2 separate regions of the Homo sapiens genome follow, and region 1 is linked to region 2. Evidence: read pairs that join two places in POLR2A ChIA-PET (ENCODE). Cell type or tissue: MCF 10A. All regions are shown on one strand. Links, peaks and the distances in the headings refer to the core of each region. The heading gives the core; the rest is flanking DNA.

The links. ChIA-PET counts read pairs that join two places held together with the same protein. Peaks named below come from ENCODE experiments on the same cell type or tissue, not always from the same donor. Only the 100,000 strongest peaks of a DNase experiment are listed, where the experiment ranks them.
Region 1: POLR2A ChIA-PET joins it to region 2 with 5 read pairs; 5 of 35 experiments call an interaction of 5 or more read pairs at or near these places.

The regions. Positions count from the first base shown.
Region 1 is chr1:206,803,568-206,806,485 of GRCh38, reverse strand. All of the region lies in intron 2 of IL19 (interleukin 19), which reads right to left. Among named protein-coding and RNA genes, the nearest start is that of IL10, 33 kb to the right of the region's middle. In MCF 10A, for the core only: no CTCF peak of the experiment used is centred there; no DNase peak of the experiment used is centred there.
Region 2 is chr1:206,884,181-206,887,098 of GRCh38, reverse strand. LOC105372879 (a long non-coding RNA gene) reads left to right here. Exons shown (of 2, transcript XR_007066836.1): 2 at 1,397-1,790. Among named protein-coding and RNA genes, the nearest start is that of IL24, 12 kb to the left of the region's middle. In MCF 10A, for the core only: no CTCF peak of the experiment used is centred there; DNase peaks (open chromatin) are centred at 1,248 and 1,548.

The DNA of each region.
Region 1 (2,918 bases), core at 140-2,639, 81 kb after region 2:
ATTTAGAGTTATGGAAAATAAATCTGAAAAATGCTTGACTTGTTTTCTCCCTGCCTATTTATTTATTGAGTTTTTGTAGTATTTTAGATGTAAAAGTTCTACCTGAATATATTTCAGAGTAGTAGCTCTTTTCTATCTGCCAATGTGATGTTATTTAGCCTACCTAGCATTCATCCCCCTTTCTTCTGAAAGTAGCAACCCCATTTTCCTCTGGGAAATGATATTTCCCTTATTTGCAGTCCATATGACTCTAGGTAAAGCTGACCCATCCTCTCATCCCAGGAGTGGGTGTGTGCTGCCGGTGAAATTAAGGCAACAACGCTTCTCAATTGCATAGATTGATTCAAGGGTGAGTACATGACCCAAGCCAAGCCAATCAAAATCAACGAGGATTAACCCAAGGTTAATGGTACATGTATTAGAACTCTCTTTTCCACTGGGATTGGTAAACTGGGAGAATGTGAGTCTGGAGATACTGAATGTCACCCTACAGGAACAACCCTCCCAAGAATGATGGCAACCCAGAAAAAAGCAAGAGCAGCAGGGATGGATTCCTAGTGAACCCTTGGACTTCATTAAGTGAGCCAGCAAAATTCCTTTTTTGTTTAAGCTGGTTTGAACTGAGCCTGACACGATCCAGACTCCTGATGAATACAGTAAGCGCATTCAGTTTTTAAAATAAGATTTTACTTAAAGCCATTATATTTTCTACATATGGCTTCTGCTCCAAAAGAATCTGTTCATTATCTTTAGGAACTCCTGTTATGTGTAGGTTAGCTCTTTGATATCTGTATTTCACGTTTACTCTATTCTTTCATTTTCATTTCTTTATCTTTTGCTTTTGTGTTCTAGGAAATTTATCTTCAGTTTGCCTTTTACTCATTAATTCAGTTTTCTGCAGTGTCCATTTGTAAGCTATGGCTTCCATTTTGGAGTTTAATTCAATAACTGTGTTTTCCAGCCTGATAAAATATTTCTTCCATTTGGATTGTTTCCTTTTTATAATGGCTTGCTCTAGTCACACAGATGTAAATTGTTTTAGCATCTAGCATATGGCATTCTTTGATAAACAGAAAAAAGTGAATGAGGTTATTATTCATTTTTCAGCTCAATGATTTTCCTGAATCTATCACTTAACTCCCCTTAGCCTGCTTTGTCTTTATAGCCTCTACCACCTGGTATATATCTGTATCAAGACCTAGAGCAATGGCTGCACAAGTTGGCACTAAAATCTATTTATTGGACATGTAAACGGATCAGTACAGATGTGTTTTCACTCTTAATTTGCTCAAAGTCCCATTGAGAAGGTAAAACTAGCACAAAAAGGTAAATAACCATCCCAGGCAGCTAACTGAGAGCTATCAGAAACACATACATGACTAATAGCTAAATAAATTGTGCCGATACAGGTGTGTACTCTAGAAGCAGAGCCAGGTATGCAGACAGCAGGTAGCAGGTGATCATTTAGTGCTTGAATGATCAGAACAGTGTCCACAGAGGATCCAAGGATTGAAAGGAACTTCAAAGAAGGGTATGATTTAGAAAGGAAGGAGTCTGGTGGATTCTTCTAAAGAGCATTTCTCTGGGATTCAGATAATTTCACCCATGCAGTTAGCACCCATTCTATCCTTGAAAGATACAGCTGCTCTTCCTATAAGGTAAGAGAATTTCAGGTTTGAACAGAGAATTTTAGATTGAAAAATTCAAGCCCATTTTCTATTCTTCCACCCGCAAACAAAGGTGCGGAAAGCAGTTGAGGAAACAGGCTGAGGTGAGTTTCCTTGAAGCCTTGCTCTCTTGCATCTCTGTTTGATCCCTGGGTCATTCCCTCAGGCATCTCTGGTCAGAAACACTTTTAAACCCCAAATCTCATTCTCACTGGGTTTGCATTGTACCTGGAAAGATGCTGACACCAATAAAAGCTTGTTGCTTAAAGACACAGCCTATGACTCACACAATGCACACTTTATACACCCTAATTCCTTCCATCTGTAGTAACTTTCAGCTTCTCATTACCTAAATTATTTCAGTGCACTCAACCTGGGGGTTATTGTCATATAGGGAATCAAATGAGGTGCCAGAAACAGATAAAAATCAAGAAAACAACAATTTGAAAAGGTTATCATTGGCATCAGGGAATGTCTGTGTTGGAAAGGATCTCCAGGTTCATTAGCCCCCACTCCCAGCACAGGAACCCTCTTTGTCATGACTCGGACAGATGTTATCCAATTCTGCTTCATGACTTTCAAGACCTGGGTGCCACATTCTGCAGTTGTCATCTGCAAACTTGATAGGCAGGTGAATGTGGCAAGCAACCCATATTTAAATATACCTGAAGCCCTCCTGGAATTTACACAGCTACATCTTTCCCTGTACTGCCCTGCAAGAAGCGTGAGAGAAGAAGCTCTTCTGAGCCTCCTGCCTGTTACAGAGAGCAAGAAAGGGAAGGGAAGAGACAGGGCGAAGAGAGAAAGGATTACTTGATATTGTAGTGTTCAAGCTGGAATAATTTTCCCTCCCACCTTGCTGGAGTGCTTTCCAAGTGCTATTTCCTAGAGCAATGCCAGATTAGTTGTTCCAGAATTCCCAGGGGGCTTTGCACAGAGTCCCAGACCCTGTCCCTGAGAGTTGAATTTTGTACATCTGGGATGAAGCCTGGGCATCTCTATTTGTTAAAGCTTAGGATTATTTTGAAGTGCAGTCAGTTTGAAAGTCACTTTATTAGAGGGCTCTGGACTAGGTCACCCCATTCCTGGTGGTTGAAAAACCTCATTGCAAGCAGATCACTCCTATGTCCTCCAGCAGTTTTCTGTAAGCATGTTTTTGTGTTGCTGAAGGCAGCCCCATCAGCCCCCAGGGGAATAATCCTTTCCTGTTCTCTCCAGCCATGCTCTGTAGGATCACCTGAGGCCTGTGTC
Region 2 (2,918 bases), core at 230-2,729:
TTCTCCTTGAACATGGAGTTAATGATGCATTCAACTGGGTGAGGTCAGGTTATAGCATGATGCTGACCACTTTGGGATTTAGCAATGGGCTGCTCAGTTCACTTAGGGGTCACATAATGAGAAGAAAGCTCTGTAAGGGATGATGGATGGAAGACTGAAAGCTGACCTGCAGAAAAGGGCTTTTCGCTCCTGGTAGGGGTGATGTAGAGCAGCAGTCTGCAACCTTTTTGGCTCCAAGGACCAGTTTCATGGAAGACAATTTTTCCACAAACAGGAGTTGGGGGATTAGGTTTCAGGATGATTCAAGCACATTACATTTATTGTGCACTTTATTTTTATTATTATTACTACATTGTCATATACAGTGAAATAATTATACAACTCACCATAATATAGAATCACTAGAAGTCCTGAGCTTGTTTTTCTGCAACTAGACAGCCTCATCTGGGGGTGATGGGAGGCAGTGACAGATCACCAGGCATTAGATTCTCATAAGGAGCATGCAACCTAGATCCCTCGCATGCACAGTTCACAATAGGATTTGTGCTCCTATGAGAAGCTAATGCTGCCACTGATATGATAGAAGGCAGAGCACAGGTGGGAATGCAAGGGATGGGGAGTGGCTGTAAATACAGATGAAGCTCCGCTCACTCACCCACCACTCACCTTTTGTGCAGCCTGGTTTCTTTCTTTCTTTGTTTCTTCCTTCCTTCCTTCCTTTCTTTCTCTCTCTCTTTTTTTTTTTTTTTAATTGTAGGAATCTCACTCCGTTGCCCAGGCTGGAGTGCAGTGGCGCAATCTCAGCTCACTGCAAGCTCTGCCTCCCAGGTTCAGGCCATTCTCCTGCTTCAGCCTCCCGAGTAGCTGGGACTACAGTCACCCGCCACCATGCCCGGCTAACTTTTTTGTGTTTTTAGTAGAGACGGGGTTTCACCATGGTAGCCAGGATGGTCTCGATCTCCTGACCTCGTGATCCACCCGCCTCAGCCTCCCAAAGTGCTGGGATTGCAGGCATGAGCCACTGCACCCGGCCACAGCCTGGTTTCTAACAGGCCACAGATGGATACTGGTCTGTGGGCCAGGAGTTGGGGACTCCTAATGTAGAGAATCTTCTACTTGCAGAAGCCTAAGATGCCAGTAAAAAGTTTAGGATGAGCCAACAGCCACACAGACACACACACACACTCATACACACAAAGACTTACAGCACACACACTTACTACATGGATTTTAAAACTGGCAAAGAAAGGCAGGCTAAGGCCTGGCAGGTCCGAGCTTGCCCCAGAATAAGAGCAACTAGAGTTTGTGTCCCTGAAAAAGCTCATATATGGTACTTGAAATGAAAATGACGTGAATTCTTACACTGAAATCTTATCTTTTGGCTTCTTATCTCCAGCCTTTGCCCACCGCTAAATAATCAGATCCAGGGAAGCATCAAAAGTCAAAGAAAGGATGAAGAGAAGTTGCTTCCAGCAACAGTGGGTGGGGCTTTCCATTTAAATTCTGCCTTCAACTTCCAAAAAATATCCTCTTGGGAAACTTATTACTCATGAAAATGAAGAGAAGGTGTTTTCCTCCATGGAGCAATCTCTGCCTTGAAAAGTCTCCATCCCTCTTCCTAGCCCAGAGAGATGATCCCACAAGGAAGTGGATTTTGTTGCTTAATCCTAGTTAACTGAATTCTGTTTTCCCACAATAAAATAATAAAAGTAATTTGGAATAGCATAACCTGAATGTTCATATTTCCACAGCCTGTGATTAAAAATTAGAAATAAAAAATCTTGAAATTCTGTCGTTCCATCTGCTCATATAAACATAGCAGGCTCTTGGGGAGTCTGTCCCTAGAGTGTTTTGAGAATTCTCAAAGGGATGTTTCTTCCAAGCCCATGAGGCAGTCTGTGCTTTCAGGGCTGGCTGAGCTAGCTATTGCAAGCTCCATGTGTGACCCCACTGGTGGTGAGAAGAGGGTTCTCCTCAGCAGCTTCTCAGTGCTAAATTGCTCCTGCCAAAAAATTTTGCAAGGTCACATTCACCCCAATAGGGAGATTGAGTCCAAAGTGTTGCAGAGTTCAGTGAAGCAGCTTTCTCAATGTACACTCTGAGACCTGCTTGGCCCCAGGATGCCCACATACCTCCACAGTGGTTGGTTTGGAGGAGTTTCTCGTAACATGGGACTGGAATTCATCAATATCAGTGACATTGGTTCCTGTTACTGAGCACAGCTCACATGTCACACTCCTTTCTTTCTCAAGGTGAATCCTCTTTAAGGGGTAGGGGTTGCCATTAACCCCCTGTAATCTGGATTCTGTATGCTCTGATCTATCAGCCATGTCTATGAGTGTTGAATCCCAAGTGTGAACAGAGTTCAAGCCTTTTCCCCAGAAAGTTCTTCAGCCCCACTGTAATTCAATGGAGGCAAATGAATACTTCTAGGGGAAGGGGAGCTAGCTCTACTGGCTGGGTTTCTTGGAGGGAGGGAGCAGGGGAGTTTCAACTCCAGTCCAGTGAGCCAGTTGGTCGTGTAATGCTTTACAAAGTACTTCTACAATTTGATACCCACAAAAACCCTATAAGACAGAGCAGATATCATTATTTCTGTATTATGATTATAAAACCAAGGCAAAGGGAAATTTGGTGGTTTGCCTAAGCTCATAGAACCAGAAAATGGAACTACCTAGAATTCATCCCAGGTCTCTGACTCCAAGTTTAAATACTTGGGAGGCAGTACAGTGTTCTGGAAAACATGCAGACTATGGAGTCACACGGTGTGTTTGTATTCCTGGCTCTGCAACTTACTAGCTATGTGACTTTGAATGATTATTAAAATAATTGAATAAGTTACTTGATTCTTCTTTGATTCGGTTTCCTCATCTGTGAAGTGGAAATAACAATATCACCTGCTTCATAAGTATTTATGA